Regions from separate parts of the Homo sapiens genome. Here region 2 is linked to region 1. A link is a loop called in an ENCODE intact Hi-C map of the cell type or tissue named here. Cell type or tissue: ovary. All regions are shown on one strand. Links, peaks and the distances in the headings refer to the core of each region. The heading gives the core; the rest is flanking DNA.

Region 1 (5,375 bases), core at 100-5,099:
ACACCATTAAGTGCACAAACATATGTGTAGAGGGAGTACTAGAAGGAGAAGAGAGAGAGAGACAGACAGATGAGCATAAAAAATATTCAAATAATGGCTGAAACTTGCCAAATTTATTGAAAAACATTAATCTATACATCCACGAAGCTCAGTGAAATCCAAGTAAGATAAAGGCAAGGAGATCTACAAAAGAGACATCATGGTAAAAATGCTAATACCAAAGACAAGGAAAAAATCTTGAAGGCAGAAGAGAAAATCAGGTCATCATGTATAAGAGAACCCCAGTAACATTAACAGCTGACTTCTCATCAGTAACAATGAAAGCCAGAAGGCCCTCCATGCTGTATTTATGATCAGGCTTGAACTGCAGGTAGTTGTGTCAGGAACAGATTTTTGCATGGGTCACTGGGTGACCACTGCAATCCCTGCAGCAGCTGGCTAGACAAGACCCCCAATTATCCATAAACTGCAGGAATTATTCTGCACCGACTTATATAAAGCTGTGTGCGCCTCTGTATAGCGCACAAAAAAAAAAGTAAAACTTTCCCTAAGAGGTTGAACTATGGCCTTGGCCCAGCTAGAGCAGTATTGCACAGCATGGACCCTGGAGTCAGAGAGACATGGAGACATGGGTTTAACCTCGGCTCTGCCACCATTAGCAGTGGGACCTAACCTCTGTGTGCCTCAGTTTCCTCAACAATAAAAGAAAATTAATTACAGTAAGTTTTGTGGGCTGGGCGCAGTGGCTCACTCCTGTAATCCCAGCACTTTGGGAGGCTGAGGCAGGCTGATCACTTGAGGTCAGGAGTTCGAGAACAGCCTGACCAACATGGCGAAACCCCATCTCTACTAAAAATACAAAAATTAGCCAGGCATGGTGGCGGGCACCTGTAGTCCCAGCTACTCTACTCGGGAGGCTGAGGCAGGAGAATCGCTTGAACCCCAGAGGTGGAGGTTGCAGTGAGCTGAGATCACGCCACTGCACTTCAGCCTGGGTGACAGAGCGAGACTCTGTCTCAAAATAAATAAAAAAAATAAGTTTCATGATGACTAAGTGGAAATGCAAGTGAATGGCTCAGCATATAGTTCCTTGTGTGTAGTAAATAATAAATAATTTTTGCCATAATTATTTGTTTTTATTGTCCATCATAGTGTTGAACCTGCAGTAGAACACCAGGTTCCTCGCTCCCCCAACCCCTTCCCCAGTAATAAAATGGACAATGCCTGACTGTAGTCCAAAGTCTAGAATCTCTGGAGATCTGAGTTACATGGAACAGTCTCCTTGACTTATAGATATCTGAAAACTGACTATAAAATATGCTCTTTTAAAACCAAAGTATGTTCTACATCACAAATTTGTTTTTTAATAATATTATCATTATTATCTAACCCTTACTATTTGCCAGGTACTATACTAAGTGCTTTTCATTAATCATCTCATTTAACCCTTACCACAACTCTATGAGGTAAATTGTATCTGTATCCTTATTTACAAATAAGGAAACTAAGGTCAAGGGGGAAAGGCACAGAAGAACACTACCAGTCACTTATGCCTAATGTCACACAACCAATGTCACACTACCAGTCACTTTTGCCTAATGTCACACAACCTTTGACCAGCTGAAGGTCAAAAATGCCCAAATCTCAGACTGTCTGTTCCAAGGCCTTGCTCCTAGTCCGTGTGCCCTGTGGCCTCCCTTTTGCTTCTTATTTCCTTAGAGGATTCACACTAAATATATCTAAGGGACTAGGTCTAAATATTTCCATTTCATAGATGGAGAAGTTGGGGCTGAAAGAGAAGCTGACACCACACAAGTACCTTTGCCAGAGGTCAGAACTGAGGGCCTTTCCCTTCCCCATATCTCTGCAGGTGCCAATCAATACAAGTATGGCAAGAACCGAGCCGAGGAGGATGCCCGGAGGTACTTGGTAGAAAAAGAGAAGCTGGAGAAAGAGAAAGAGACGATTCGGACAGAGCTGATAGCACTGAGACAGGAGAAGAGGGAACTGAAGGAAGCCATTCGGAGCAGCCCAGGTACCTATGTGGGTGTGGTCCTGAGCACCTATGGGTGGCCAGCTCATCCTTGGGTACAGTAAAGGGAGGTCTCTTGCACAAGTCACCTGGTTTCTTACCCAAGAGAAGTGGGCTTCTCCTCCCCTCCTCCTTCTCCTCCTCCTCCTCTTCTTCTCCTCTTCATCATTATCATCATCATTCCTCCCAATTAAAGAAAGTGCCATCAATTTAATAACTTGTTTTGGAGGATGAAAAAGCATCACAATAATGTATACACTTAATGTAGTAAGAAGCAACCTGATTTTAGAAATATGAAGCACAGAAGTGTGCCTTAGAATCAAGGAAATAAGAGATGTCATTTTGAACCGCACCTTCATTCATTCACAGATATATGTGAGACATTGGTCCTAGTGCAGGGAATAATGGACATGACACTTTCCCAGGATCCTCTTCTGAAACCCAGGGACCTCAGCAGGCCCTGCCTGCTTTGGGCTTCTCCACACCCTATTTTCTGCTGTGTTTCCTTTGCATTCTCTCTAACTGTAGTTTGACACACTTTAAGCCTAAGGTTTCTTCACATGCTGGAGGGAGCAGAAGTCCTGTTTCTATATAACATGTCCACAAACATGTAGCCCTATGAGAATCTGGTGGACCTATGGACGCTTTCCTAAGAAGAAACACCACAGTTCACAATGCTGCAAAAAAAAGTTCAGGAGCTCATGTGGCTGCCTGTGGAGCCTATCCATAGATTGCCTAAGACTCCATGAACCTCAGATTAAGAACTTCTGGTTTAAAGGAGAAGACTTGTTCTGTGTGGCCAAGAACCAGAATCAATAGGAGGAAGGCACAGGAAGGCAGTTTGGTTTCCATATAAAGAATTTTCTGAGAGTCAGAACCAGGATTTGGAGCAAGTTGACTCTCCTTGTCCTGCTCAATTTTTTCCCCTATGGCACTACCACTGTGTAACATATCAGATTATTTATTATATTTATTATTTATTGTTTGCCACAGACACACAAATATAAGCACCATAAGGGCAAGGATCTTTGCCTGCTTTGTTCACTGATATATCTAGGGCCAAGGACAATGCCTGATACATGGTAAGCATTTTTAAAAAAAATTTTTTTTTAATTTTTGCATTAAAATTTTTTTTTAAATTTTGCACCATGCATTAAATACATGGTGAATGGTGAATATAAAGAGTTCAACATTACTGGAAAACCCTCCGGCACAGCCTCCCTCAGGGCAAAGAATGGAACTGATTTTTAAACCTGGTAAGACCCAACACAGCACTTGGCATGAGAAAGGTACTAATATAGGTTTGTTAGATTAAATCAAAAAAGTGGGCTGGGTGCCGTGGTTCATGCCTGTAATCCTGGCACTTTGGGAAGCCGAGGCAGGAGGCCTGTTTGAGTGCAGGAGTTCGACACCAGCCTGAGCAACATAATGAGACTTCATCTCTATTTTTCTAAAAGAAAGAAAATTTTTTAAAAATTTTTAAAGAAAATTTAAAAATAAAAATAAATTGAGGCTGGGTGCGGTGGCTCACGCCTGTAATCCCAGCACTTTGGGAGGCTGAGGTGGGCAGATCACAAGGTCAGGAGATCGAGACCATCCTGGCTAACACGGTGAAACCCCGTCTCTATTAAAAATACAAAACATTAGCCGGGTGTGGCGGCGGGTGCCTGTAGTCCCAGCTACTCAGGAGGCTGAGGCAGGAGAATGGCATAAACCCAGGAGGCAGAGCTTGCAGTGAGCCAAGATCACGCCACTGCACTCCAGCCTGGGTGACAGAGCGAGACTCCGTCTCAAGAAAAAAAAAAAAAAATTGAATAAGCAGCAAATCCTACTGAAAACTCTGGTGTCTGTAAAGCCCTGCTATGACACTTGTTTACAAGTAACAGAAACCAAAGCTAAACTGGCAGAGAAATGAAAGAAGATGTAATTGGAAAATTGAGCGATCTGGTGTAGTGGGGTCCAGGGACTTAAATGATGTCACCAGGAAGCTTATTTCTCACACTCATGCTTCTACCCTTCTCTCCTTTGGTTTCATTCTTCCCTTGTGATGCCACAATGGCTGCACAGTGCCAGCCCTCCCAGCCAACCCAAGCAGAGAGAGCTTCTCCTCCCAATGACCACCGCAGAGCCCTCTGGATTCACTCTGATTGGTCCGACTTTCATCCCTAATCCAATCACTGTCACCAGAAGATGAGTTGTGATTATGGGGCAGACCTAAGTTATGTGCCAAACCCTGGAACTAGAAGTAGAGTCAGCCCCACTCAAACTAAAGAGAATGGGGGTAGTGGGGCAGGTGCAGTGGCTCATGCCTGTAATCCCAGCACTTTGGGAGGCCAAGGCTGGTGGATTACTTGAGATCAGCAGTTTGAGACTAGCCTGGCCAACATGGCAAAACCCCATCTCTACTAAAAATACAAAAATTAGCTGGGTGTGCTGGCGTGTGCCTGTAGTCCCAGCTACTTGGGAGGCTGAGGCAGGAGGATCACTTGATCCCAGGAGGCGGAGGTTGCAGTGAGCTGAGATCACCCACTGCACTCCACCCTGGGCGACAGAGCGAGACTCCGTCTCAAAAAAAAAAGACAGAATGAGAGGGGGAAGGTGGTTTCCCAACGAAAACTCAGAGTGCTATTTCCAGGAGATGGTGAAATAGGAACCAGACATATGAAGAACATAATGAGACCTCATCTCATTATGGAGCTGGAATCCTAGTATGGAGCTGGAACCCCAAACCCAGAGTCCATCTCTTAACCAAGACTGGGGGCTGGAAGGGCCCTCTAGGAGGGGCAGACAAAGGCCTGAGGCCCTGCCAGATTCCCTGACATTTCAGGTCAGGTTCAGCTTTTTCTTATCAATGTCTCTTGATTCAGGAGCAAAATTAAAGGCTCTGGAAGAAGCCGTGGCCACCCTGGAAGCTCAGTGTCGGGCAAAGGAGGAGCGCCGGATTGACCTGGAGCTGAAGCTGGTGGCTGTGAAGGAGCGCTTGCAGCAGTCCCTGGCAGGAGGGCCAGCCCTGGGGCTCTCCGTGAGCAGCAAGCCCAAGAGTGGGGTGAGTCCAGGCCCTTCCATGCCAGGGGCAGCTACTCCTATGTCCCTCCACTCACTACAGATCTCTTCTTCATGATCATTCTTTGGAGGTAGGGGTTATGCCCACTTACAGACAAGAAAACTGAAGTCCAAAGAGGTGAAGGGCATGCCATGGGTGGCACAGCTAGGAAGAGGACTCTTGGAGCAATTTCTCTTGGTTTCTGGCCTGTTCTTGTCTCCACAACAGCAGCACCATTTGACTTTTTACCCTAAAGGTGATCTTAGAAATGGCCTTGGAGTTATTGATGATAATAGTAGC
Region 2 (5,375 bases), core at 93-5,092, 55 kb before region 1:
GAAGCTCTAGGGGACCGAAGTTTGCAGCTGCCTAGGGCATTGCGAGAAGGAGGAGCGCCGTGAGCAGGCGCGCGTGTGCATGCATGTGTGCGCCAGGGAGGGAGGAGGCGGGGGTGGTTCTATCCCGCACCAGCTGTGTCCTCGGCCCAGCCCTTCTCTCTGGACCAGCGACAAAGTTGGACTAGATGGTCTCCAAGGCACCTTGCCGACCCTTTTCCAGTGTATTTGGTAGACGTTTCACAGAAGTGGAGGGGACTTACTGAAATTGAGATTGACATAAGCCGAGAGGGCAGCATTCGTAGGGGGCTAGCGCACATTTTTTTCTGTTTGTTTTGTTTTGTTTGAGACGGAGTTTCGCTCTTGTTGCCCAGGCTGGAGTGAAGTGGCGCGATCTTGGCTCACTGCAACCTCCGCCTCCCGGGTTCAAGCGATTCTCCTACCTCAGCCTCCCGAATAGCTGGGATTAGAGGCATGCGCCACCACACCCGGCTAATTTTTGTATTTTTAACAGAGACGGGGTTTCACCATATTGGCCAGGCTGGTCTGGAGCTCCTGACCTCAGGTGATCAGCCGGCCCCGGCCTCTCAAAGTGCTGGGATTACGGGCGTGAGCCACCGCGCCCGGCAGCGCACATTTTAAGTAAAGGTCTAGACATGGCCTTTGGCAATGGCCAGATGGGCATGTGTGTGTCTGTAAAGAAGTGGCCTGCTTGGACATGTGAACAGTGTCAGAGGCTGGGAATCAGAACCCCAGGGTTTCAGTCTGCACCTCTGGGATCCAAAGAGATCACAGGTGTGACGGCACTAGATAAACTAGTGAGTGCTGTGCCAACAGGCGAAGTGTTGTTGTTGTTGCTGTTATTAATAATGGAAAATTCATTCCCCTCCCCACGATAATCTCACACCTCTCCCCCATCTGCCTGTTTGCTGTGCTGAGCCCCCGAAGGGAGGAAAAAAAGAAGGGAACAGGGGCATGGGAGCAATTAGCAGGCACTGGGGCAGGGATGAGCCGGGAGCAGGTGTGGGGTAACCTCCCTTACTCCTGTTAAACGGAAAGTCAGGCTTGGCGAGCTCAGAGGGCCAGAGGGGACTCCTGGCTTCCAGTTCAACCTCCTCACTTGCCCCTCCCCAACAGAGAATACTGCATTCACCTTCTCCTTCAGGGACTGGGAAGGGCAGGCAGGAAAGAGAGTGGGCTTCTGTTTGGTTCTTTAGCAACTGAGGCCTAGATTTGTAAAGCAGTTCTCACCTGTTAACTGATTTCTAGGCAAGTGTGAAGAGTGTACATCAGGGAGGAAAAACAGAGAGAAGAGGCACCTCTCACACCCCTCAGTCCTGCTGTTCCCACCTCCTGCATAATGCGTCTAAAGCAAATACCACCATCCCCCCTCCCCTTCACACTCCTAGTCGCCCGCCACCTCCCCAACCTCTCCACCACCCCCACTCCCCACCAGTTTTTAAATACCAACCTGTCTGATCTCCAGTACAAAAATCCATACCTAGGCCTACCCAGGCCTGTGGAAAGTGCACTGTGTCATCCTAAGACAGAGTGACAATAGTTCACTTCACTTTAAATGCTTGGTAACCAACAACCTCCACGTCAGAAGGCTGCCTCCAGAGCACTCTTCCTAGGAAGTCAGACTTCCCAGGAATCCCTTGGTGCTGAGAGCCTAGGAGGGCTCTGACCTGCTCTCTCCCTGCAGGCTTTTCTAGCCTGCTATCTTTCTTTACACCTCTTGTCACAACTTTATAGACATAGTTATCTGACTCTTTAGTGTCGGCCTCCCTACCCAGAAGTAAGCTTCAGGAAGGCAAGGAGTGGATCTATTGTGATCAATCTGCTGACACTGCACCTGGCACATAGTGCACAGTGAGGAGCTCCAACAGTGGTTTAATTAGTAAAATACAACACACTTTATAGTGCACCTCGAATTGATTACTTGTACAGCAATACTTAGTAGTATTCTCTTTTTAAAAATCAACATTGCTGTACAAGTAATCAGTTTGAGAATAGTACTAAGTATACTCAGATCAGTTCTTGGTGACTTACAAAGGCCATCTCAAGTAAAGTGGTCTTGTGGCTGGGCACACAAGATCAGTTTAACTGTCTGGCTCCTCAGTTCTCTACTCTGATAAATAATTGCAAACACAACCGTTTATGAATCAGAATGAAAAATCTGCATGCATTTTTAAGATAAAACATGAGACTTCAAGTATTCCAGGCTGGGCACAGTGGCTCACGCCCATAACCCCAACACTTTGGGAGGCCAAGGTGGGTGGATCACTTGAGGTCAGGAGTTCGAGACCAGCCTGCCCAACATGGTGAAACCACATCTCTACTAAAAATACAAAAATGAGCTGGGTGTGGTGGCGGGCGCCTGTAATCCCAGCTACTCGAGAGGCTGCGACAGGAGAGGAGGCATCGCTTGAACCTGGGAGGTGGAGGTTGCAGTGAGCCGAGATCGAGCCATTGCACTCCAGCCTGGGCGACACAGCAAGATTCTGTCTCAAAAAAAAAAAAAAAAAAGTATTCCAGCAGACCTTTCTTGTACCCCTGTTCCCAGGCAGGTGTGCACTCTCTTCTGTCATCAGGGAAGGCTTAAGAAGCACAGGTCTCATTTCAGCCTCCTGCCTACCATGTGAGAGATGGGACTGTCATGCCCAGCTGACTAGGGAAGAAAACCACACATTGGTATTCACGATAATAACTGAAATCATCAAACTGTTGCCATGTGCCAGGCACTGTCCTCAGCTTCTTATGTGGCTCCTCTCAGAACAACCCATAGGATGGGGCCTATGAGCTGGGACTATCATGAATCATACCTCAGGGGAAAGCAGGCTCAGCCAGGGTATTAGCCAGCAAGGGCTGCAATAACAGAATACACAGACTGGGTGGCTGCAACAACAGAAATTAATTTTCTCACAGTTCCAGATGCTGGAAGTCTAAGATCAAGGTGCAGTCAGGGTTAGTGTCGGGTGGGACCTCTCTTCCTGGCTTGTAGGGACACTTTTTGCCATGTCCCTTCGTGGCCTCTTCTCTGTGCATCCAGAGAAAGATCTCTGGTGTTTCTTCTTCTTCTTCTTCCTCTTCCTCTTCTTCTTCTTCTTTCTTCCTTCTTTCCTCTTTCTTCATTTTTTAATTTTTTTTGAGACAGAGTCTCACTCTGTCACCCAGGCTGGAGTGCAGTGGTGGGATCTCGGCTCACTGCAAGCTCCGCCTCCTTGGTTCATGCCATTCTCCTGCCTCAGCCTCCCGAGTAGCTGGGACTACAGGCGTGCACCACCATGCCCAGCTAATTTTTTTGTATTTTTAGTAGAGATGAGGTTTCACCACGTTAGCCAGGATGGTCTCCATCTCCTGACCTCGTGATCCACCCGCCTCAGCCTCCCAAAGTGCTGGGATTACAGGCGTGAGCCACCATGCCCGGCCGTCTCTTCTTCTTCTAAGGACACCAGTCCTATTGGATTAGAGCTCCACCCTTGCAACCTCATTTAACCTTAATTACCTCCATAAAGACCCTGTCTCCAAATACAGTCACACTTGGGGTTAGGGCTTCAACATATGCATTTGGGAGGGACAAAATTCAGTCCATAACAACAAGCTTAGGTCACTGACATTAATTTGCTCATTCATTCTCCATATGAGACACAGAGCTGTGGTTCAAACCCAGCTGTCTCCATATCAAAGTCCTGATCTTAAGCTTGCTGCTGACTGCCTCCTTGGTGGCAGGTGACCTGCCCAAGCCTTAGAGCAGAACCTAGATGCCAAATCTTCCTGTTTCAGGCCCCAGACATCTCCATGGCACTTAAGCTGCACTATTCAGATATTTCACAGCAATTGCTGTGAATTTGCTGAGCATAAAAAGCTCAGCATCAAAGTCAAGTGACTTGAGAATGGAAACAAACGCCGAAAGTAGAATTTCTCTTCCAACAGGGTATGTGTTTTCCCATGGGGAGAGAAAAGGATTCATAAAGCACAGTAACAAACATAGAAACCACTTATATCATAATGGCAATCCTTCCAGAGGGTTTTCTGATTCACAAATACCACACAAGAGAATCAACCATCAGGTAAAGCCAATGTCTATGGACACCGCCTTCTACAGAACAAGTTAATTAGCTCTCTGTCCCTGTCTACCACATCATACATCTAAAGCAAATGGCACCACCCGCAGATGAGGATAAATTATGATACTGATAGCACCTACTTCTTGGATTTGTTATAAATAACCTACAAATAATACCTAGCATAGGGGATCCACTCAATAAATGCTGGCTATTTTAGTAATTACAATTTTTTTTTCCCACACTCACCATTAATAAGACTGCTTTACAGAACTTCACTTGCTTCTTCCACAAGCTACTCCAACTCTGATGTTGCTTTTTGAGTCCCTGCTCTGTTTTAAATACTGAATTAGACAGCTTTGTGTACAACTCAAAGACAGGGAACAGGTTATAATCTTGTTTGTATCACAGTGATCCCTTATGGTGCTTATCTCTTGGAAATCCACTTATGACCTTCAATAACTGGACCACTGTCCAAATGACATTGCTGAGTGACTGAAATGTTCATTTTCTGTTATATAGTCTCTCTATTCAAGCCTACTGACTGTGGCTATGTCATCACAGTTTTGCTTTTGTGAACTTTTCATTCTTCTTGGATCACCATCTCTTTAAGGCTATGGTCTGAATTTTTTCTGATTTTTTAAAATTTGCCTTCTTAATGTCCAACATTATGTCTGATCTCCCAGGCTCATGTGGAGTGATTTATTTCCCTCAAGGTTCCTTTCCTTTCCCCTTCACAACTGGTTCTTTTTCAACTACTGCAGTTGAATTGAACCCAAGACAGGAATTTCTTTTGCTGCGTTCTGTGTTCTTGGGGAGATCATGTTGTCTACTGGGCAATTCAAGAAATAATCTGATGCTCTTCTTTTCATGAAATGAGATTTTCATTGCTCAACAGATGATCTGAGAATCCATTCTGCCTGTGTCTTGCCTCCGTTGAACCAGCTTTTGAGATCCAAATTAGGAAGGCCATGTCTTCCCTACAGTGTCCATTGACCAGGCAGCCTGTAGCTAATCCATATGATGACCTCCCCCTGCAGTGACCTGAGACCCAACTTCTGTCCCCAAGGCTGTGAATTTCCATGCAGACATACCTCTTCCCTGACATCCAAGTTCATTTCCTACTCCTTCTATGGTAATGGTCTTTTGAAAGGAACCCTTATCCATATTCGAATCATCTTTTTGATCCAAACATATGTCATGGGTCATCTTTGTCAGTGTTGGGACCCAGTGGAGCTGAGTGGTTCAGAGAATGGACAAATTTGAGTTTGAGTTTTGACTGCAACTTTTTGTATGACCTTGGGCAGTCAC

Evidence for each region. A loop is a pair of places that touch in the nucleus more often than their neighbours do. Peaks named below come from ENCODE experiments on the same cell type or tissue, not always from the same donor. Only the 100,000 strongest peaks of a DNase experiment are listed, where the experiment ranks them.
Region 2: a loop joins it to region 1, with 12 times the contacts of the local background. A loop is called at or near these places in 13 of 110 quality-filtered maps.

Annotation. Positions count from the first base shown.
Region 1 is chr5:149,327,796-149,333,170 of GRCh38, forward strand. AFAP1L1 (actin filament associated protein 1 like 1) reads left to right here. Exons shown (of 19, transcript NM_152406.4): 16 at 1,871-2,035; 17 at 4,900-5,078. LOC124901103 (a long non-coding RNA gene) reads right to left here and starts at 2,347. Exons shown (of 2, transcript XR_007058989.1): 1 at 2,134-2,347. In ovary, for the core only: no CTCF peak of the experiment used is centred there; no DNase peak of the experiment used is centred there.
Region 2 is chr5:149,272,377-149,277,751 of GRCh38, forward strand. The region is part of intron 1 of AFAP1L1 (actin filament associated protein 1 like 1); the gene reads left to right. Among named protein-coding and RNA genes, the nearest start is that of AFAP1L1, 3.2 kb to the left of the region's middle. RefSeq lists enhancers at 1, 2-543, 544-1,083. In ovary, for the core only: no CTCF peak of the experiment used is centred there; a DNase peak (open chromatin) is centred at 95; H3K4me3 peaks cover 360 bases.